Linked DNA regions of Homo sapiens: region 2 is linked to region 1. A link is an interaction called in ENCODE POLR2A ChIA-PET data of the cell type or tissue named here. Cell type or tissue: K562. All regions are shown on one strand. Links, peaks and the distances in the headings refer to the core of each region. The heading gives the core; the rest is flanking DNA.

Region 1 (11,937 bases), core at 2,733-10,732:
CGCCATTAAAACGAAGATTCTAAGACAAAAACAAACCTATGACTTCAAAAGACAATCTGGTACTTCTAAGATCTAAGATAAATTTCTCCATGAGGTTCTTTAAAAGAAAACAAGCCAACACACACATAGACACTCAACCACCCCAAAACCATAAGGAAGGAATAACCATGAAAGCAAACGATTTGATAAGACAGGGCAGGTTACAAACTCAGTAGAATCCACAAAGTACAGAAAAGCAACAGTTTTCCTAGCATTGCCCCTGTATACAGAGCTATTTTTTCCTTCCTAAAGAAAAATCTTACTTGGAACCTCAAAAACAAAACGGATCAAAGCTGAAGTTCTCTGGTGGGCAGGGTGCTCTGGACTCCCCATCAGCCTCAGGGCCCACCTGTCAGAGGTGGAGGTGTGGCAGTGGGCCGTGCACGTGGCCAGGCCTCCATCCGGGGTACCTGCCCAGCATGAGGGGATCACTACACACTACACCTCCTTGGAATTAGGAAGCATCATAAGAAAATGGAAATATGTGATTTTATTTTAGAGAGAAACAGGCTGTTGAGAGAATGGAGAGATGCCTCTGTCCTCACAGGCTCAGCTGCTTGGCTGGAATGAACCACTCAGATAAAGGTGAATGGTCAGCATCACTGAAAGAGGGGGAGGCAGGCCAGGGGACAGAAACTGCCCGCCCCCCCCCGATACATCTGGTCACCCTTCCAGGCGTCATTCTGTTGGCCTTTCAATTAATTTTCAGACCATGAGAACAGGGTCTTCATTTACCTCACAGTGAACTTTTCAAAACCTGTTCTCAGTGGTTGTGACATTCACTCAGTCTTTATTTTTAGTTCTCTTCAGTCGAGAGTTTCTCATCTCATGAGTTCTTTGAGGAAATTATCCACAAGTACATAGATTTTATATAAAGACTATCCTTGAAATTTAAAACATTTGGCATGTAGCGTCATCTCCTAAGAGAAGGCTAGAGGTATGCAGTTTGTAAAAAAGATGGCCACTCCAAACCTGAAGGTTTAAAGCAATCAAGTTAATCATTCTGTAGACTAGAAAGTATCTGAGACAAGTCTCAATCCATTTAGAGGTGTATTTTACCGAGGTTAAGGATCATGGCCCTGACATAGCCTCAGGAAATCCTGAGAACATGTGCCAAGGTGGCTGGGTTACAGTTTGGCTTTAGACATTTTAGGAATACAGAAGTTATGGGCAAAGACATAAATCAATACATGTAAGGTATACATTGGTTTGGCCTAGGAAGGCAGGATGGGGTGGCGGGGTGGGGAGGCTTCCAGGTCATGGGTGGATCCAAAGATTTCCTAACTGGCAATTGGTTGCAAGAGTAAGCCCTATCTGAAGAGGTGAATCCAGAATAAAGAAATGCTTGAGTTTAGATATGGAGGTGTGGAAGCCAAGCTTCTTGCCGTACAGACGAAGTCTCCAGGTAGCAGGCTTCATATATAGGGTGACTGTCTCTTATCAGAGCTGAAAAGGTGTCAGCCTCTCTGGAAAAGACCTGGTAAGGGAAGGAGATTCTCTACAGAATGAAAATTTCCCCCACAAGAGAGCTTTACAGGGGCATTGCAGAATATGTCAAGTTATATTTTGGGATAAAATACTTTGGCTTCCTTCAGGGCACCTATTATCTGTCATGTGATGCTCTACCTGACTCAGGTTGGAAGTTGGTATCTGGTTGCTACAGAGTCTGTTCTGTCAGTATTAGGATTTCTCTTTTAATGTTAATGCTAGTCAGTTGTGTCTAAACTCCAAAGCGGTAAGGGTATAATGAGGTGTGTCTGCCCCCATCCCCCACATTATGGCCTGAACTAGTTATGTAGGTTTCTTTAGGGTCCCCTTGGCCAAGAGGCAGTTCACATTCCAAGCTGCAGGGCTTAGAATGCTATTTTTGGTTTACAATTCTAATGTCAAAACACATAAGTTTATCAAACACCCAAAACAACCCTAATATCAGGGCCAAGCAAAATGTGTTCACTGGCTAGAGAGCAGAGTGGTAAAATGTGTTTTGGAAGATGGTTTGACAACTTGTATCAAAAATATTAAACAAAACAAAACAAATCTTTGACAAATCCGAATCTAGGAATTTATTCATCATCATGGATTTCCACTGGGAGGTGATCGAAAGGATGCTCTTTGCAGTGTGACTAAACAGTGGGGCATCTGCTGTCATTAAAGTAGACTGTGGTTATGCCTAACAACACAGAGTTAAACATGATCTACGAGGTTGGGCCAGCCCCAGCACACAAGACAGAGATGTGTGTTCTCACATGCAAACCACAGGCAGGGCACAGTGAATAAAGGCAAGGATACGTGCCCGACCTCCTAGGCTCAGAAGCCAGCTCTGTCCTGGACTCGTCCACTTGCACCGACTCATCCCTGCCTACTCTCCCAGCTGGAGGACAGTCTACTCTTCACCCTGTTCCCACAACTGTGAACACTGTGGTACCGTGCCGGGCTGTTACTGCTGTACTGAAACACCTCTATGCGTGGGCCATGTGTGGGCCCCGTTCTAAGAAACCATGTCACAACCCACCCCAGTCACAAACCCATTCTGCAAACCCTGTGTTCTATGCAAACCAAAGTCAAATGAAAACCAGCTTAATAGCTCAGAATGAAGAATAGGCCCGTGCACAGCTAAAACGCTGGTTACAGCTGGATAAACTATCAATTACAACTGTTCTTGAACTTGCAGGATGGCTGAGGTTGCAAGGCAGCCACACAGCCTGCAATCTGAGGAAAGATGAGCCGCTGCAAGGAAAGCTGGGGCCATGTGGACTGTCTCAACTGCGGCAGAACACAAGAGACAGATAATAGTAAGAAACTCAGCTGAGCTTCTAAAGACCTGCAAGAGGCTGCGTGTGGACTGGCACGACAGCGTAGCAGTTCGCTAATGAGAAAGTGTGGAGGTGAAGCAGGCTTTCAGGCACAGAGGAGAGGACGTGCCACCCCCATGAGAAAAGCACGGAGCCGTACTCTCCTGCCCTGCCCTCTCTCTGGCCTCTGGGGGAAGGGCAGCAAACCCTGTTGATCTACTAGTGCCAAAGGAAGGAGAGTGTGGAAAAAAAAAAAAAAAAGAACTCTTTCACTCCTTGAGCAGAAGAAAAAAATCATGAAACACTTCACCCCCACAGGTGAGACACACAGGGCCTAAGACCAGAACAACCAAAGATTACCCTGTTCCCACCCTCCACTGCAGCCCCTATCCCAGCCTAGCAAGAACCAAGTAAAAATCAACAATAGTCCACTCCTAGGAGAGGAGAAACCATAGAGAGAGCAGTCAGTCCTCTATGACTCAGGCATACATGGTAATAAATTATGTTTCCCAAGGTGAGAAGGTTAGGAGGAGACAGGTAAGAACTTGGGTGGCCAACAGGCTAGACCCGGGCTCCGCCAACAAGGGCTCCTGGCCAAATCTGGGCTGCTTCCTGTTTTTGTGAATAAAGTTTTGTAAGCCACGTTCATTTGTTTACCTGTTGTCTTTGGCTGCTTTCAGGCTACAATAGTGGAGTTAAGTAGTAGTAGAGACCGTCTGGCCTCAAAGTGTAAAATATCTACTAAATGGCTCTTTAAAGGAAAAGCGTGCTGATCCCTAGACTAGACGGTCCTCTTTTGTCCAGTATAACCCTCCTAGTAAGGAAGTATAGAGAGTTCCCTGGAAGGCCGGAAGAAGGTGGAAGTATTTTAAAGCCAAGGGCTGTTGTTTTTAAATCTAAAATTGTTTGCCAGTCATGCAACCAGGCTTTCTGTTATCTGCTTAAAGATGGAAGTATCAACTTTTCCCCAATCCTATAATCACTTTTCAAACAGTTTTAAAACACTACGAGCCACCATTCTCTATGATTTTAGCTTTGGTGATTCTATTGCCACTGCCACACACTTTTTGCTTTTTAACAGAGGCCCTAAATGTATCAGGGCCTCATGCTGTGGAGAGGAGAGAAGCTCAGATTAGCAAATTACCGATGTAATGCTTTAAAAGATGGCACTTAAAACCACCCCTGAAATAAAAAAATTTTAATTAAATAATAAGGAAGAGTGTTAATAAAATTACCCTCATTCAAGAGATTTTCGTTCCTTGGCTCGAATTTCGAGCACTGGGAAGAAAATTCTGAAGACACAATAAGGTCTCTGCCAAGTTAGCTTTGATCCCAGGGAAACAAACTTTTAAGAGTTTAGTAATGCTGGTCTACATCTGCAAGCCACCAGCATTAACAGCCTGGCCTGGACTCTGAGAAAGGCTCTGATGACTTCTGCTAGTCCACCTCACCGGCAAGTCACTCTCCTCAGAGCAGTCAGCAGCTGCTATGGTTTGAACATTTATCCCTTCCAAGACACATCCTGAAATGTAACCCCCAGTGTGGCAGTATTGAGACGAGGGGCCTTTAAGAGGCAATTGGGTCATGGGGGCTCTGCCCTCATGAATGGGTTATCACGGGAGTGCGACTGGTGGCTTCATAAGAAGAGGGGGAGAGTGAGCTGAGCTGGCACATAAGCAGGCTCTGCCCCCTCGCCATGTGATGCCTGGGAACTCAGCAGAGTCCTCACCAGCAAAGAGGCTCCACCAGAGGGGGCCCCTTGATCCTGGACTCCTCAGCATCTATCACTTCAAGAAAGAAAAATTCCTTTTCTTTGTAAATTACGTAGTTTCAGATATTCTCTCACAAATATCTGAAAATGGACTGAGAAGACAATCAAATGTCAAATGTCAATCAGCACACATCATGTTTCCACTTCAATCCCTTCACCATCTGAAAAAAACCCAAACTTCTTACCCTGGCTACAAAGCCCTACGGCGTTCCGCCCCTGCCAGTCAGCAACTGTAAGTGCGCCTTGCTACCTGCTTTTGATGAACAGGGTGCTACTCCTCTCCCAAGGAGCCACTGCAGGGAACAGTGACCCTCCAGGCCACGTGCAGATGATGATGAGCTGGGGTTGTCTACACAAATGAGAAGCGGCCGTGTTATCCTATTACTCCCAGGAAGAATGGGTCAAATCAGATTCACCAAAACCAACGTCAACATTTTTCCTAATGGTCAGGAAAAAAAAAAATTCCCAACTTGGAAACAGGTGAAAGGACCACGTATCTTTTCAACATCATGCTGGGGCACTGGGAGCCACTCCCACCAGGGATCATCTCGTTCTTTATGGCCATGTACCTTCATTTGACTGTTTAGCGCTGTTTAGAGTATTTTACAGCTCCATATGGATGTCAATTTTAGAAAACTGAGAGTGATATAAATCAATGGCATTGCTTAGAGATTGAAATGACACCTGCTCAGGAGAAAAGACAACAGCAAAGGTTAGTATGGCTGCCCTGCAGGCCGTTAACCGGTTTTGTCTCTTTCTCTGAAACTATCCCAGCGTTGTTTCAGTGCCTACACATGGTCTCCTGCATTTTCTTTGACTCAACTTTACTATCTTTTTGATTCCTTCGCTGAGTTAAATGAATACTTGACATGAATGGATTCTGTATTTGTAAGTCATGTTTTTACTTACTGGAAGGTGAAATTTGAAAGTGGATGTCCTGTAACCCCTAAAGGTTTAAAACTAACCTAGGAAGTTATTTAAAGTTAAATAATTTTGAAAATTATAGATTCTTTTCTAATATTTTATTTAAAGCTAAGGGGCGGGGGTTAGAAACACCATGCTCTATGACATGAACTCTGAGGCTTTTAGCTATCCCTAGAACCAATACCAAAAGTGGTTTGTGCCTCTGGCTACAAACCAAGGACCCCCTTTAGCAAACAGTACCATGAATACTGTATCAATTGTGAAGAAAGTGGTGCGGACACATTTTGTTCACTAAACCAGGAAAAACTTTCCTAATGACCTAGGGCAAAACTGTTTTTCAAGTCTCATTACCGTGCACAGTTATACTTCTACGGAGCAACTACTGTGCGCATGTATGTGTGAGAGCACTGTGGATCTGACTCATCAGCACACTCTTATCACATGCCACCAGACAGCTGAAAGCCAAATCTGCAGCCCACCTGCAGTCACCAATGCCACGGCATGCATACCCTGGACTGGACTAACCATAACCCTGGCTTTAATATGTTTTCATTTCAGTTTGTCATGACATCTTCGCTTGGATTTAAAAACAGAACACTATATCCCTGTATTTCCAAACTGTCAACTGCCTTAAAAATCCTTTTTCGGCTGGGCGCAGTGGCTCACGCCTGTAATCCCAGCACTTTGGGAGGCCAAGGCGGGTGGATCACGAGGTCAAGAGATCGAGACCACGGTGAAACCCCGTCTCTACTAAAAAATACAAAAAAAAGATTAGCCGGGCGTGGTGGCAGGCGCCTGTAGTCCCAGCTACTCGGGAGGCTGAGGCAGGAGAATGGCGTGAACCTGGGAGGTGGAGCTTGCAGTGAGCCGAGGTCGTGCCACTGCACTCCAGCCTGGGCGACAGAGAGAGACTCCGTCTTGGGGAAAAAAAAAAAAAAATCCTTTCTCAGGTAAGGTCTAGAGGTGTATAAACCATCAGAAACACTCCACTACCCACTTCATGCCTTCTATCCAAACCATCGCTTCCAACACTGCTGCTTTATAAAAACCCGACTAATCCTTCCAGGCCCACGGAGACACCTTTTCCCTCTTCATAGTTTCTGCAGACCTCAACCAGACATGCTCGCTCCTTGAGCCTTTGAACACAGTCTCTTAAGTTGCTCAGCTGAGAGCACTTACCTGTTGCCTTATGTTATAACCTTTTGTGCAACTGGCTTCTCCCCAGCCCAGCAAGCACTGGCTTTCAGAGGACAAATCAGTCACATGGTCCCATGGGGGTCACCCAGTGAACCTCATGACATGGCACATAGTATGCAGTGTGCTTAATAAATTGGACAGAAGGAAAAGAGCAGAAAGTATGAAGGGAGTTAAAGGCAGAGTACTCATTCATTTATGTGTGCCTCTTCTGGCCATAAAACCACAGACAAGAACTTAATCTGGCAACAAGACAAAGACACAAAAATCAGAGTCACTGTTTAACAAACCTGAGCAAGTGAGCACTGCCTGGTGTTGTTCCAGGTGCTAATGCCGTGAGACTGAGTAAATAAACATATGTGCTGCCTAACTTCCCGCAGCTTAGCTTAGGTAAAGAAACCAACACATTAAGCATGCAACTAGAACTGTGGCTGAGCGCTATGTTTTAGATGGAGGGGGAAAATCGGGGAGTCTTCTCCCAGGAAGTGCCGTCTGTGCTGAGGCCAGAAGGATAAGAGGTCAACCAGATTAAAAAAAAAAAAGGTATGTGTGTATATGTATATATATGAATACATGTGCAAAACAGGAGGAAAGAAATTGGCCAATTCCAGAAAGTGGAGGGAGCCTAGCATATTGGAAGCCCAGTAAGCAATGAAAGGCCAGCCCCAAAGGGTCCTGTAGGCCACAGTAAGAAGTATGAAATTTGGCCAGGTGCGGTGGCTCATGCCTGTAATCCCAGCACTTTGGGAGGCCGAGAAGGCAGATCACAAGATCAGGAGATCGAGATCATCCTGGCTAACACGGTGAAACCCCATCTCTACTAAAAATAAAAAAAAAAAAATAGCCAGGCGTGGTGGTGGGAGCCTGTAGTCCCAGCTAAATCGGGAGGCTGAGGCAGGAGAATGGCATGAAGACGGGAGGCGGAGCTTGTAGCAAGCTGAGATGGTGCTACTGCACTCCAGCTTGGGCAACAGAGGGAGACTCCGTCTCAAAAACAAACAAAAAAAAGTATGAATTTTATCTCAAGTACACCAGAAAGCGAAGACACACCCTTAAGCAGGGCAGTAATATATGACTTACATCTATAAAAAATCCTCCTGGTGTGTGAGAAATGGATTGGAAAAAGGCAATAAAGACTGATGTCAATTGCTTGGACAAGGTGGTGGCAATGGTGAGCAGCAGAGCTGATAATAAGGATGCAGGAAAGGGGAGGGCATGGCTTTCGGCTGGAGCTACTGAATAGCTGGAGGTAGCACTTACGGACGCCGGAAAGCCTGGACACAGCAGCCCTTCCCTGATTCCTCACATGGAGGGAGTCAGTAATTACCCTAGTGTTTACAATAAGTTTAATACAGGGCTTAGTAATGACATGATAAATGTATCTTCTCTCCAACACACTTGCTTCTCCTTTCTTTCTGGATGAGTTCCTTTAAAAGACTGCCCTCATTCTCACAGAGCAACAAAACCAAAGGCGTCAGGTGAAATACAGAGAACACCATCTTATGACCTGGGGCCCCCCAAGGCACGGTGTGTCTATGACTGTGACCACTTGCTCATGCATATTTTGTACACTCCTGTACACGAACATGGAAACTTTTAAATCCCACGTCTAGTCTAAGCATAGAACCTTTTGTGGCTTAACCAGGTAAGCAGAACGCAGCGAAGAACGGAGCCTCTCAACAGACAGGCAGAATGTGACCATGCACAGGAGAGGTGACCTCCAGTGAGGAAGTGCCACGGTATGGATGAAGGGGCACAGCATTTCCACCTGGGGATGTGAGAAGCTGCAGGGCAGAGGATGCATAGCAGGTCAGGAGGTCAAAGGACTGCCTGTGGGCTACTGGTTCTCCTGGATCAGAATTTAAAGTTCCATTTCTGCAGGATGGAGGGGAGAAAATGGGGAAAGAGAGACGTAAGCTCAGAGGTGACGTATGATCTTGTAAGTACTATTTAAAAGTAGAAGCATTTATGCTTAAAAAACAGACCCTGGAAGCTTGGAGAGCCAAGGATATAGGTTGCCTGTGGGGGGCAGGAGGAGAGGGTTCTGAGGAGGTATTTTCAATAAGTAGCTAGCTTAATCTGCAAAGCTAAAGGCTGAGCAAACTACAGTGAAATTAGATACTTCCTTAAGCAAATTTCTAAAACAAACCTCCAGCTTCAGCCCAGATCAGTGTTTCTCAAACTAGGGCCCAAGGACATACCACCTATCCATCTATGAAACACCAATGCCTAAATCCTGTGCTCGCACCCTCTGATCATCTACACGGCCTGGATGGCCTGCCCGGTTCCGGACCCTTTCCCATCAGGTTAACCAGGTGCTGCCAAGGATCACCCATAGCTATGGTTCTGAATGGCTCCCAGGACAATCACTGAGGGACCACACCCATCTCTGCAAGGGAATGCCTGGGTACTTACAAAGCTGCCAGGAGAAACAAGAACTTGTCATGCAGTGTTCCTCTAACTAGGGTGCTAGAATTTTCCATGTGTTTGGCATTTCAGGGGTCCACACCAAGTACATTGAGGAATGACAGCCCATGAGCCCCCTGACAGCAAGGAGGGGCTTTTATGTGTCTCTTTCCTTATGGGCACCAAGTGGGGTGGTAGAGAACACGGAGCTCAAGGGGGGCCAAACTGTGGAACTGATGGTTCTGTCTAACAGAGACGTTTAGGACATGCTGAAGAGCAAAGGATCAAGGGAGAGCATCTAACTGAACACACCATGTTCTAGAGGAGGGCAAAAGCTACTCAAAATCCAAGACAGGAAGCTGACCTCACCATAACAGCAACCTAAAAGCCACAATGTGCTAAGTTTTATAAATACAGTAACAAAAACTATATAGTAATTTTGAAATCCGGTTTTGCGATCAGTTTTGAGCATCCGAGAATACTTAAAAACCGTATTAGAGGCTGGACATGGTGGCTCATGCCTATTACAGGCACTTTGGGAGGCTGATGCTGGAAGATTGCTTGAGCTCAGGAGTTCAAGACTAGCCTGGGCAAAACCCCATCTTTTGTAGAGATGGTGAAACCCCATCCCTACAAAAAATACAAAAATTAGTGAGGCGTGGTGGTGCACGCCTGCAGTCCCGGCTACTTGGAAAGCTGAGGTGGATCACCTGAGCCTGGGAGGGGGAGACGGCAGTGAGCTGAGATGGCACCAGCCACTGTACTCCAGCCTGGATGAGACGGAGCCGGACCCTGTCTCAGAAAAAAAGAAAACACACAAAAACCCACAAAAAAGCTGTATTAGAGCAAAACTCTGACAGTCAGCTTTTCTTCCAATCCTTCCATAACTCATGGAAATGCAGGCTAAAACTGCAGCAGGGTGGTCTGTTTTCCCCCCATCTCCCCTTTCTGTAGGAGGACAACCTGGTAACCCACTGGCCCTACAGTGATCCAGCTCTTGGGGTGCACCCCTGACTCACTTGAGCTCAGAGTAGCAGCAGTTTCTAATGTTACACAGTAATGTGCAACTCTGAAGATTGTGGCGAGGTGCCACCCCAGGCTGTCACAGCGTTACACAGACTCTATAATCAAGAAAACCCAGTGTGGAACTGCTTATTACATGCACATGAGAAAACCCCTTGTGAAAACTGGGAAATGCACACATTAGACTGCACAATATACATTCCTAAATGGCAAATTTCTGTAAACAGTGATTAATAGAACACAATACATTTAGTTTAGACCACTCACTGAGAACATATTAACAGAAAAAATGGCACGTGGAAGACTTTGCAAGTAGAAATTTTACTAGGGCAACCTCCTTCTCCCCCAGATAAAACGAAACCAAACCAAAACTCAGACTGAGTCTATTTTTACACCACTCTTCCTCTTGGTTTGCTGTTATAAAGCTGTGACAATTTTGATAGCTGCCATAGTTTTAGAATTTTTGTCCCATCAGATAAGGTTTATCTGAAAAACCAAAGCACAGAAGTTAAACTTATGCTTACTTTCCCTTTGAAGTCCATAATAAAAGAGTGGTTCAAATCACGGAAATCAGAAGCAACCGATACACTCTGTACGCAATGTCATGCCTTCCAAGGCTGGTCTGGGCTGTGTGGTCCTGTTCTTTTTCTCCTGTGGCCTTCACGCTTGTACTGTCATGAAGCAGGTACAGAGGCAGCCGCACTCCCAGAGAAGGGTCAGAAGCTGGCAATCCAGCAATTAAACAGTGTGATCTTCCGCACTCACCTAGCTGATAATGCTCACGTTATGCTCTCATGGTATTCCTATACAATTCTTATGTTACTTCACCTTTAGAGGTAATGCCAAGCATGGGAAACAGCTACCAAACTTTGCTGAAAGTGTCATGCAAGAAAATGCTACAATTACAATGTGAACATGGAATACATAATTTAAAACTACATTAGCAAGATGAAAAATAATCTCCATCCGGTTTTCCATTCAATAAAAGTCATATCATCCGCCCATGGGAGAGGCAGACTTTCTCTTACCAGATAAAATGTACAACCCTCTCACCATTAGCAGTGTAGTAATTAAAGCTGTAGACACTCCTCCTTAGAGACCACGTCATCTTACCATTTGATTTTACAATTTTACTAGGAGGAAGTTACTTCTTTCAAGGCTTAAATCACTGTAGAAACAATTCCCACAATTACTGTTGACAGTAGAAAGGTCCTATGTAAGAAATTACTCAATTGGTGAAATGTATGTTTATGTGGGTGAGGGATCCCCTAAAAGCCCTGACTTGATCCCTATGCAATCTATGCATGTTACAAATGTGCACTTGTACCCCATACATTTAAACAAATGAAAAATAAATAAAATAAAAAGGGGAACAAATAAAACTAAAAAAAATGAAAAAGAAGAGGTCCTACAAAAATGGAGGCAAAGACTTGACATAAGAGGCGTGCAGCATGCAGAAAGCCAGTGCTGGGGGCGAGTGGCTCCCAGCCACTAAACATGGCCCTTCGGCTCTGACCCAGGCAGTCAACGGCTTCACTGGTGTAATTCTCAAACATGAATTTTATGACTGATTTCCCCTTTCACTACTTCAAACTCAGCAGTTCATCCTCTCCCACCGACTGCTTCTAAATATCCCCCCACTGCCCCTGCGGAATTAAGCATGCCACTTCAGAAAAGACGCTGAAATGTGGCCTGCCTTTGTCACAGAATACATTTCTCACAATCAGCTGAGCAGCTGAGGAGACAGTTCAGGTCTGTCTCGTGGGAGGAGAGGCAGGCACCCACAGG
Region 2 (11,937 bases), core at 1,151-9,150, 82 kb after region 1:
AATGACTACTGGGGACATAACGAAATGAAGGCAGAAATAAAGATGTTCTTTGAAACCAACGAGAACAAAGACACAACATACCAGAATCTCTGGGACGCATTCAAAGCAGTGTGTAGAGGGAAATTTATAGCACTAAATGCCCACAAGAGAAAGCAGGAAAGATCCAAAATTGACACTCTAACATCACAATTAAAAGAACTAGAAAAGCAAGAGCAAACACATTCAAAAGCTAGCAGAAGGCAAGAAATAACTAAAATCAGAGCAGAACTGAAGGAAATAGAGACACAAAAAACCCTTCAAAAAATTAATGAATCCAGGAGCTGGTTTTTTGAAAGGATCAACAAAATTGATAGACTGCTAGCAAGACTAATAAAGAAAAAAAGAAGAATCAAATAGACGCAATAAAAAATGATAAAGGGGATATCACCACTGATCCCACAGAAATACAAACTACCATCAGAGAATACTACAAACACCTCTACGCAAATAAACTAGAAAATCTAGAAGAAATGGATAAATTCCTCAACACATACACTCTCCCAAGACTAAACCAGGAAGAAGTTGAATCTCTGAATAGACCAATAACAGGATCTGAAATTGTGGCAATAATCAATAGCTTACCAACCAAAAAGAGTCCAGGACCAGATGGATTCACAGCCGAATTCTACCAGAGGTACAAGGAGGAACTGGTACCATTCCTTCTGAAACTATTCCAATCAGTAGAAAAAGAGGGAATCCTCCCTAACTCATTTTATGAGGCCAGCATCATTCTGATACCAAAGCCAGGCAGAGACACAACCAAAAAAGAGAATTTTAGACCAATATCCTTGATGAACATTGATGCAAAAATCCTCAATAAAATACTGGCAAAACGAATCCAGCAGCACATCAAAAAGCTTATTCACCATGATCAAGTGGGCTTCATCCCTGGGATGCAAGACTGGTTCAATATACGCAAATCAATAAATGTAATCCAGCATATAAACAGAGCCAAAGACAAAAACCACATGATTATCTCAATAGATGCAGAAAAGGCCTTTGACAAAACTCAACAATGCTTCATGCTAAAAACTCTCAATAAATTAGGTATTGATGGGACTTATCTCAAAATAATAAGAGCTATCTATGACAAACCCACAGCCAATAACATACTGAATGGACAAAAACTGGAAGCATTCCCTTTGAAAACTGGCACAAGACAGGGATGCCCTCTCTCACCACTCCTATTCAACATAGTGTTGGAAGTTCTGGCCAGGGCAATTAGGCAGGAGAAGGAAATAAAGGGTATTCAATTAGGAAAAGAGGAAGTCAAATTGTCCCTGTTTGCAGATGACATGATTGTATATCTAGAAAACCCCATCATCTCAGCCCAAAATCTCCTTAAGCTGATAAGCAACTTCAGCAAAGTCTCAGGATACAAAATCAATGTACAAAAATCACAAGCATTCTTATACACCAATAACAGACAAACAGAGAGCCAAATCATGAGTGAACTCCCATTCACAATTGCTACAAAGAGAATAAAACACTTAGGAATCCACCTTACAACGGACGTGAAGGGTCTCTTCAAGGAGAACTACAAACCACTGCTCAATGAAATTAAAGAGGATACAAATGGAAGAACATTCCATGCTCATGGGTAGGAAGAATCAATATCGTGAAAATGGCCACACTGCCCAAGGTAATTTATAGATTCAATGCCATCCCCATCAAGCTACCAATGACTTTCTTCACAGAATTGGAAAAAACTACTTTAAAGTTCATATGGAACCAAAAAAGAGCCCGCATCGCCAAGTCATTCCTAAGCCAAAAGAACAAAGCTGGAGGCATCACGCCACCTGACGTCAAACTATACTACAAGGCTACAGTAACCAAAACAGCATGGTACTGGTACCAAAACAGAGATATAGATCAATGGAACAGAACAGAGCTCTCAGAAATAATGCCGCATATCTACAACTATCTGATCTTTGACAAACCTGAGAAAAACAAGCAATGGGGAAAGGATTCCCTATTTAATAAATGGTGCAGGGAAAACTGGCTAGCCATATGTAGAAAGCTGAAACTGGATCCCTTCCTTACACCTTATACAAAAATCAATTCAAGATGGATTAAAGACTTAAATGTTAGACCTAAAACCATAAAAACCCTAGAAGAAAACCTAGGCATTAATTCCTCAGGGATCTAGAACTAGAAATACCATTTGACCCAGCCATCCCATTACTGGGGATATACCCAAAGGACTATAAATCATGCTGCTATAAAGACACATGCACAAGTATGTTTATTGCGGCACTATTCACAATAGCAAAGACTTGGAACCAACCCTAATGTCCAACAATGATAGACTGGATTAAGAAAATGTGGCACATATACACCATGGAATACTATGCAGCCATAAAAAATGATGAGCTCAGGTCCTTTGTAGGGACATGGATGAAACTGCAAATCATCATTCTCAGTAAACTATCGCAAGAACAAAAAACCAAACACCGCATATTCTCACTCATAGGTGGGAATTGAACAATGAAAACACATGGACACAGGAAGGGGAACATCACACTCTGGGGCCTGTTGTGGGGTGGGGGGAGGGGGGAGGGATAGCATTGGGAGATATACCTAATGCTAGATGACGAGTTAGTGGGTGCAGTGCACCAGCATGTCACATGTATACATATGTCACTAACCTGCACATTGTGCACATGTACCCTAAAACTTAAAGTATAATAATGAAAAAATAAAAAATTAAAATAAATAAATAAAAGAAACCTAAGCCTTATGAATAACATATTTCAAAGTTTCCAGATCAAGCACCAATTTAAAAATAACAAAAAGCTTCAGAACACAAACTATTCCTGAGTTGTGGAGTGCCTGCCAGTAAATGTGGCTGTGACCACAGACACAATGGGGTAGCCTGATCTAGAATATAGCAGGGGGCTGGGGAAGGAAAACTATCAATGCCAGCCAAGATCTGTACTTATGGCAGAAGAGAGTTTCCCAAAGCATGATGTACATCCTCCTAGTGGTCCACCAGATGACTTCTAGATGGCATAAGGATGAATATTTAGATTTATTAACACTGTTTATTATATAATTAGAAGAATCATAAGCCAGCGCCAATTGTTTAAATGGGTAGTGCGGTGATAAGCCCTTTTACACAGACTCACAGTTGCAGGGATGGTGCTTACGCACACCTTGAATATTGAAAATTGTCAGTGACTTTCCACCACAACCATTCAGATGTACAGACAGGGGCAGACTTGGTAGAGTAGGAAGCTCTGACTTCTCATACAGAAACATTTCCAAAAAACAGCAATTATTCTTACAACCAACATTATCAGGACTCTGGAAATAAGTCAAAGATTGGCAGCAGACAAGTGAACATTGAATCAAGAAGCTAGCAACTTCAAAATTACAGGAAAGGTTTGTGGTATTTTTACTTGTACTTGCTGTGCCTCCCTGGCCTGACAGCCTGCATTCCCAGTGGGAAAGTCCCTGGTTCCTGGTTCTAGAGGGAGCACAGCCAACCTTATTCACAAATAATTGTGTAGGTATGTTCTAACCTGACTGAAGGCTATCTAGAAGACCACGGCACGACATCTGAACTTGGGCCCTTAAGCCAGAAAAATGGGGGAGATTGTTCACAAACTAACACCCACAAACACCTAGGCTAAATGATCAAGTTGAGATATACAAACAAGTCCACAGGCACCCCCAGAAAAGCTGCAGGAGAGTTTCTTTGGAAGATCAGGACATTCTAAAGCATGTGGGTGTAAGGGGAAAGACAGCCATGCACAAGCCCAGGGCAAGATGCACGCTCAGAAAGACCTGAGAAGTTTCTCGGCTTTCACCTCAGACTGATCACCTGGCTCAATGCAAACCTGGAGTCACAGAGTTAAATGCAAAAACTAGGAGAAGTGCTCTGTTTTGTTTTGTTTTGTTTGCTTAGCTCCAGGCTTCCAAAGAAATCTCTGCCAAAACACAGTGGAACACAATCTGAGGAACAGAGGCTTCAGTGACCACAAACAATAAGGAATACAGTCTCTACAGAATAGTGTGGAAATGTCACTAAACAGCCAATTCTAGCCTTCAACAACAACAACAAAAAAATCCCAGCAAAACAAGGAAGAAAATCTGATTTCCAGAATTACATTATAATGTCAAATGTGCAGTTTTCAACAGTAACAACAACAAAAACCCCACAAAGCATATAAAGAAATAGGGAAGTACAATTCATTCAAAATAATAAAATAATTGACAGAAACCAGCCAGAAGGAAACCCAGGCAGACTGTCTTAAATAAGCTCAAAAAGCAAAAGAAAGATATGAAGAACTGAAGGAAATCAGAACAATTTATAAACAAAATAAAGAAACACATTTTATAAAGGAACCAAGCAAACATTCTGGAGCTGAAACGTACATAATTGAAATAAAAAATTCACTAGAGAGGCTCAGAAAGTTTTTAACAGAAAAAAATTAATCAACGAACTTGAAGATAGCACAATTAAAATTACTGAATCTGAAAAGTAGAAAGTAAAGAAAATAAAGAAAAAATGAACAGAGCCTAGTAGGCTAGCAGGACACCATCATGCATACCAACAAATAAATTATGGAAGACTTGGGAGAAAAGAAAGGGACAAAGTGATTATCTAAATAAATAATGGACAAAGCTTCCTAAATCTGAAGAAAGACATGATTTACTTATCCAAAGCCAATCAATTCCAAGCCGAATAAGCTCAAAAAGATCCACACTGAGACACATCATAATCAAACTATTGGAAGCAAAAGACAAAAAGAAAATCCTAAAAGCAGCAGGAGGTGACTTGACAAGCACAAGGTATCCTTAATAAGATTAATAGCTGATTTCTCAACAGAAATCATGGAAGGTAGAAATCAATGGAACAACATATTTAAAATGCTGAAGCCAGGCATGGTGGTGTGCACCTGGAGTCCCAGCTACTTGGGAGGCTGAGGCAGGAGATCACTTGAGCCCAGGAGTTTGAGGCTTACAGTGAGCTATGATCATGCCACCGCACTCCAGCCTGGGCAACAGAGCAAGACCCAATCTCTTAAAAAAAAAAAAAAAAAAAAAGCTGAAAGTTAAAAAAAAAACCTGTTAAAAGTCCTATATCCAGCAAACTAACGTTGAAACTGAGGGGGAAAGTAAGACATTCCCAGATAAATAAAAGCTGAGGAAGTTCATCACCACTAGACTTTCCCTGAAAGAAATGCTTCAAGTGAAAGCATGCTAAACAGTAACTCAAAGCTGAAAAAGAAATAAAGCTCTCTGGTAATGGTAAATACATGAGCAAATATAAAAGCCAGTAGTACTGTATTTAGGAATTTTGAATGTACTTTTTCTTTCACACATGACTTAAGAGAAATACACAGGCTGGGTGCGATGGCTCCCGCCTGTAATTCCAACACTTTGGGAGGACGAGGTGGGCGGATCACTTAAGGTCAGGAGTTTGAGACCAGCCTAGTCAACATGGTGAAACCCCGTCTCTACTTAAAATCCAAAAATTAGCTAGGCGTGGTGGCACATGCCTGTAATCCCAGCTACTCGGGAGGCTGAGGCAGGAGATCACTTGACCCTGGGAAACAGAGGTTTCAGTGAGCCGAGATCATGCCACTGCGCTCCAGCCTGGGTGACAGAGTGAGGCTCTGTCTCAAAAAAGAAAAAAAAGGACAAATGCATGAAAAATAATTATCAATCCATGTTATTGAGCACACAATGCATAAAATATGTACTTTGTAAGAACATAAAGGGAGCAGATGGAGCTGTATAGACAGACATTTGTATGCTATTGAAGCTGATATTGACTTAAACAACAACATCAATTGTGGATATTACATATAATTCCCATGATAACCACAAAGAAAATATCTAAAAGCTATATATTCAAAAGGAAATGAGAAGGGAATCCAAACAATCCATTATTAAAAAGAAAAAAGATCAACTAATCACAAATGGTAGTAATTAAGGCAATGAGGAACAAAAGTATAAGGCAGAAAACAAATAGCAACATGGAAGAAGTGCTTGTCAGTAGTAACTTGAAATGTAAATTAAACTTTTCTGACAGAAGGCAGAGACTGGCAGAATGGATATAAAAACATTATATAACTATATGTTATCTACAGGAAACTCAAGATTCAAAAACAAAAAGGTTGAAAGGGAAAGTAGTAAAAAATATATTAAATGTAAATAGTAAGCAAGAGAAAGCTGGAGGTGGCTACACTAATATCAGACAAAACAGACTTTAAGTCAAAAACTGTAACAAGACACAAAAGATGGTGACATAAAGGCCAGTTCAACAAGAAAATATAACAATTATAAACATGTAAGCACCAAACAACAGTGCTCCAAAATACATGAAGCAAATATTGACAAAGCTGAAGGGAAAAAGATAGCTTTACAATAACAGTTGGAGAATTCAATACACTACATTTTCAGTACAGGACAGATTATCTAGAAGATCAAAACAGGACTTGCACAACACTATAAACCAACTAGACCTAACACTTCACCAAACAGCAGAATATACCTTCTTAAGTGCATATGAATCATTTTCCAGAACAGACCAAATGTCAGACCTCATAACAAGTCTCACATTTTAAGAAATTGAAATCTTACAAAGTTATCTTGTGGAATGAAGCTAGAAATTAACACCAAAAGAAAAATGGGAAAATCCACAAATATGTGGAAATTAAAACAACACCCTCCTTCAACAACCATGGGTCAAAAAAGAAATCACAAGGGAAAGTAGAAGACACTTAGGGATGCATGAAAACAAAATCACAACACAGAAAAAGTATGCAATGTAGTGAAGGCAGTGGTCAGAGGAAAGTTTATAGATGTAAAGGTTACATTAAAAAAGAAAAAAAGATCTCATGTCAGCAGCCTAACTTTACACCTTAAGGAGCTAGAAAAAGAAGAGCAAAGTAAACCCGAAGGTACCAGAAGGATGAAAATAATAAAGATTACGGGTAAGATACATAGAGAATAGAAGAAAAGAAAAATCAATGAAATTAAGAGTTGGTTATTTGAAGAACTCAATAAAAATTGAGAAACCATTAGCTGGACAGAGAAAAAAAGAAAAGACACAAATAACTAAAATTAGAAATAAAGGTGAGGACCATTGAATCAATGGATACTAAACCACCTGCTCATAAGGTAAATATGCACACACATATCTCACATAGATTATAATCCTACAAACAACTGATCCTAGTCGATTCTATTTTACAGAATGGAGAAAATGAAACTCAAAAATGTTAAGTGACTTGCCTGAGACCGTCCCACTAACAGGTGCCAGAGTTGAGATTTAAACCACTTCAAGTGGCTCTGAGGCCAAAGGTTTTGGTACTACACTGCATTACCCCCATCACTTCCACCCGCTGGTGGTCTCACAGCTGAAACAAGGCAGTGTGTTGTTATGGGCAGTCTCAGCTAGGAAGATGTGTGTCAGGTGACTCTCTTTTTTTTTTTTTTTTTTGCCATTCTAGGTGTATGTATAAATGACCATGAAACCACTGCATTATTAATTTTTGGGTTACAAATAAATTTTAGCAAATAGGCAAATATGGAATCCATGAATAATGAGGATTGGCTGTTCGAGCAAACCAAATCTAACATCTAAAAGGATTATAACCAAATGGGATTTATCCCAGGAATACAAGGGTGGTTTAATATGAGAAAATCAATCAATGTAATATATTGCATTAGAAAAATCAAAGAAAGGAAAACCACAGGATCACCTCAATCAATGCAGAAAAGGCACTGATAAAATCTAACTCATGATTAAAACATTCAACACACTGGGAATAGAAGAGAACTTCCTCAACATGATAAGGACATTTATGAAAAACTCACAGCTAATACACTCAATTGTGAAGTGTATAACTGGAAGTTATAGCCAGAGTAATTAGACAAAAAACAAACGGCATCCAAATTGAAAAGAAGTAAAACTATCACTACTCATTCACAATTCTATATATAGGACACGATCCTATATATAGAAAATCCTGAAAAATCCACAGGAATGCTACTAAAGCTAATAAATTCAGCAAAGTTGCAGGATAACACACAAAAATCAGAGTGTTTCTATATACTAGCAATGCATGCTAACCAAAAGTGATAGGTTCATGCAAGGCCTATCAAAATTCCAACAGCTAGTGGGGCACGGTGATTCATGCCTGAAATCCCAGCACTTTGGGAGGCCGAGGCTGGCGGATCACCTGAGGTCAGGAGTTCGAGAACAGCCTGACCAACATGGTAAAACCCTGTCTCTACTAAAAATACAAAAATTAGCTGGGCTTGGTGGTGGGCACCTGTAATCTCAGCTACTCAGGAGGCTGAGGCACAAAAATTGCTTGAACTCAGGAGATGGAGGTTGCAGTGAGCCGAGATCATGCCACCACACTCCAGCCTGGGCAACAGAGTGAGACTCTGTTTCAAAGAAAAAAAAAATCCAACAGCCTTTTTTGCAGAAACGGAAAAGCTTGTACTCAAATTCATATGGACTTGCAAAAGGTCCCAGAAAGTCAAAACAATCTTGAAAAAGAAACAGTTGGATATGTCACCCAAAGGATGAACAGCAAAAGAAAAAAAAATAGGTAAACTGAACTTTAACCAATTAAAAACTTGTGTGTTTCAAAGGACATTATCAAGCAAGTGAAAAGCCAACATAAAAATATTTGCAAATCATATCTGGTAAGGTAAGGGCTTAATAACCAGAATATATAAAGAACTCAACAAAACTCAACAACAATGACAAATAACCCAATGAAAAATGGGCAAAGGACTAGACATTTCTCCAAAGAAGACATACAAATAGCTAATAAGCATATCAAGTGATGCTCATCGTACTCATTAGGAAAATGCAAATCAAAATCACAATGAAATACTACTTTAAATCTATGAGGATGACTATAATTTTAAAAATGGAAAATAAGTGCTGCCGAGCCGAGCGCTGCTAGTGGAAATGTAAAATGGTGTGGTCATTGTGTAAAATAGTTTGACAGCTCCTCAAAAAGTTAAACATCGAATTACCATATGACCCAACAATGATCCACCATGCAACCCACAGGACCCACTCCTAGACATATATACCAAATACCTGAAAACAGGGACTCAATTATATACTGGAATTATCAAGGTACATGGTAGCATTCACAGTAGCCAAAATATGGAAACAACGCATATGTCCACTAAGATGAATGGATACATAAAATGTGGTGTATCTATGTAAGAGTATTATTCAGTCATAAACAGGAATAAAGTGCTGATACATGCTGGAACACGGATGAACCTTGAAAACATTATGCTAAGTGAAGGAAGCCAGACACAAAAGGACAAATACTACAAGATCTCCCTTATATCAAATATCTAGAATAGGCAAATTCACTGAGGCAGAAAGTAGAATAGAGATTTCCAGGGACTGGGGGAAGCGAATGGGGAGTTTTTACATAATGGTTACAGAGTTTCTGTTTGGGGAAATTAAAGAGTTTTGGAGAGACAAATAAAATACAAATACAAATATAACATTGTGATTAATATCATGGAATTGTACATTTCAAATTGTTATAATGGCAAATGTTAGGTTACGTATATTTTACCGGTTACAAAGTTTCTGTTTGGGGGAATTTAAAAGTTTTGGAGATACAAATACAACATTGGATTAACATCATGGAATTGTATACTTAAAATGGTTATAATGGCAAATGTTAGGTTACATACATTTTACGGTTACAAAGTTTCTGTTTGGGGGAATTTAAAAGTTTTGGAGATACAAATACAACATTGTGATTAACGTCAGGGAATTATATACTTAAAATTGTTATAATGGCAAATGTTAGGTTACATGTATTTTATTACAAGAGAAAAGGACTACAGATAGTATGGAAGGCATGCATGAATGCCAATCAAGATTTCTGAACACTGACTTTCCATGTGTATCCATGCACTCTTACCAGTGACAGACCAAAAGTCACCCCTAGAAGCCAGCAATATTTTAGTAGGTATGTTATGTTTAAGTATACATAATTTGGAAATGGAATTGGGACTGTTCTCTGAATATTTGTTCTTTGTGTTGAACCCATCATGGATAAGATCAATTAGGTAATTAAAAAGAGTCTTAAAGGTAAATGTCACGGAAATATACTAAATTACTAAGTGTTTTTGCTAAAATGCTAAAATAAACTTATCTACTCCTTGTTTATATATGGAAGCCAACTCAAAATGTTACAATTTGTTAAGAAAAGCTGCTGAATCCTGCACTTTTCCCCTCTGCTTTCTATAGAGATAGGTGGTGTCGACTTCTTACGACAATGCACAGCCATGTCTACGTCAGAGCACAGAAGGAATTGGGCAGGCTTCAGGAATCAGTGTATTCTGCTAAGTTATTTGTTCATTTAAAGCACCTGAATTTATCCTTACAAGGTGGTACTGGACATGCAAGAAGAGAGAAATTCCCTTGTGAGCACAGAAGTAGACCTGTGGGGTCACATCTGAACAACAAAACACAGGACGGTTTTGTTGTTGTCTACATGACTGAGACAAATATTAATCTGAAAACTCACTGAAAATATTTTGCACATTATGAAGAGAACTGAAAACACATGAAATAGGGTTTCATTTTCCATAGCAGATGGCAGCAATGTGTGGCAAAGGGCCCTCTTATCCCACTGTCTGGATACTACACACATACTTTGACACATTCAGATAGATTCCAGAGAATGGCTGCTGGTGGCTCCTGGAGACCCAAGCCACCCTCATTGCCAGGATTAGAAATTATTGGTATTCAACCAAAATAAAGAAAATGGTAAAATAGCTTTTATACTTTACAAGTGTACACATGTGAATTGACTCTCAGGCTGGTTATTCCAAAACTATTAACAGATGAATGGTACCATTGATTTTTTCCCCCCAGATTAAATTTGTAGCTTTGTTAATGCTTTTTATATTTCTATTTAAGCTGAATGATACTCCATTTATGGCAAAATAATATTTACGTTTAAAAGAAAAGGCTGTTAAGAAGCTGATTTTGCCGGGCACAGTGGCTCACATCTACAATCCCAACACTTTGGGAGGCTGAGGTGGGTGAATCACCTGAGCCCAGGAGTTCAAGACCAGCCTGGGTGACACAGTGAGATGCCCCCCGCCAACCCCATCTCTACAGAAAGAAAAAAAAAATAAAGAAAAGAAAAATTTGCCAGGCACTGTGGTGTGCACCTGTAGTCCTAGCTACTCAGGAAGCTGAGTTGGGAGGATCGTTTGAGCCCACGAGGTCAAGGTTGTAGTGAGCCATTGACACCACTGCACTCCAGCCTAGGTGACAGAGCAAAACCCTATCTCAAAAAAATAAATAAATAAAAAGCTGATTTACTTAAAGAAAAAAGTAACCATTTGGCTGGTACATACGTTATTGCAACAACCACCAAGAACAACTAAAATTTGGAAAATTATTATATGGCTACAATTACCTCAAATGGACAATGTAGGTGCATATTTTAATCTATGTACTCTGAAAGGAGCATGCTTTAAATCTGGTAAGCCACAAATATTAGGAACACATGGAAACCCAAGGATCGCTTTTTTTTTTTCCCCCGAGATACAGTCTTGCTCTAGAGCCCAGGCTGGAGTACAGTGGTGTGATCTCAGTTCACTGCAACCTCCGCCTCCCGAGTTATTCAAGTGATTCTCATGCCTCAGCCTCCTGAATAGCTGGGATTACAGGTGCATGCCACCACGCCCACCAATTTTTGTATTATTAGTAGAGACGGGGTTTCACCATGTTGGCCAGGATGGCCTCAAACTCCTGAGCTCAAGTGATCCGCCCGCTTCGGCCCCCCAAAGTGCCGGGATTACAGGCATGAGCCACCACGCCGGGCCACAAGGAATGCTTTTATATGAAGAATTCCCATATGACCGACTGGG

The links. Peaks named below come from ENCODE experiments on the same cell type or tissue, not always from the same donor. Only the 100,000 strongest peaks of a DNase experiment are listed, where the experiment ranks them.
Region 2: POLR2A ChIA-PET joins it to region 1 with 5 read pairs; 3 of 35 experiments call an interaction of 5 or more read pairs at or near these places.

The regions. Positions count from the first base shown.
Region 1 is chr6:4,905,361-4,917,297 of GRCh38, reverse strand. All of the region lies in intron 2 of CDYL (chromodomain Y like), which reads right to left. LOC105374897 (a long non-coding RNA gene) reads right to left here. Exons shown (of 2, transcript XR_926412.3): 1 at 10,674-11,937; 2 at 1-8,595. Among named protein-coding and RNA genes, the nearest start is that of LYRM4-AS1, 92 kb to the left of the region's middle. RefSeq lists a silencer at 10,139-10,188 and an enhancer at 10,559-10,618. In K562, for the core only: CTCF peaks have their summits at 4,587 (motif pointing right) and 7,696; a DNase peak (open chromatin) is centred at 5,987.
Region 2 is chr6:4,821,407-4,833,343 of GRCh38, reverse strand. All of the region lies in intron 1 of CDYL (chromodomain Y like), which reads right to left. Among named protein-coding and RNA genes, the nearest start is that of CDYL, 51 kb to the right of the region's middle. In K562, for the core only: no CTCF peak of the experiment used is centred there; no DNase peak of the experiment used is centred there.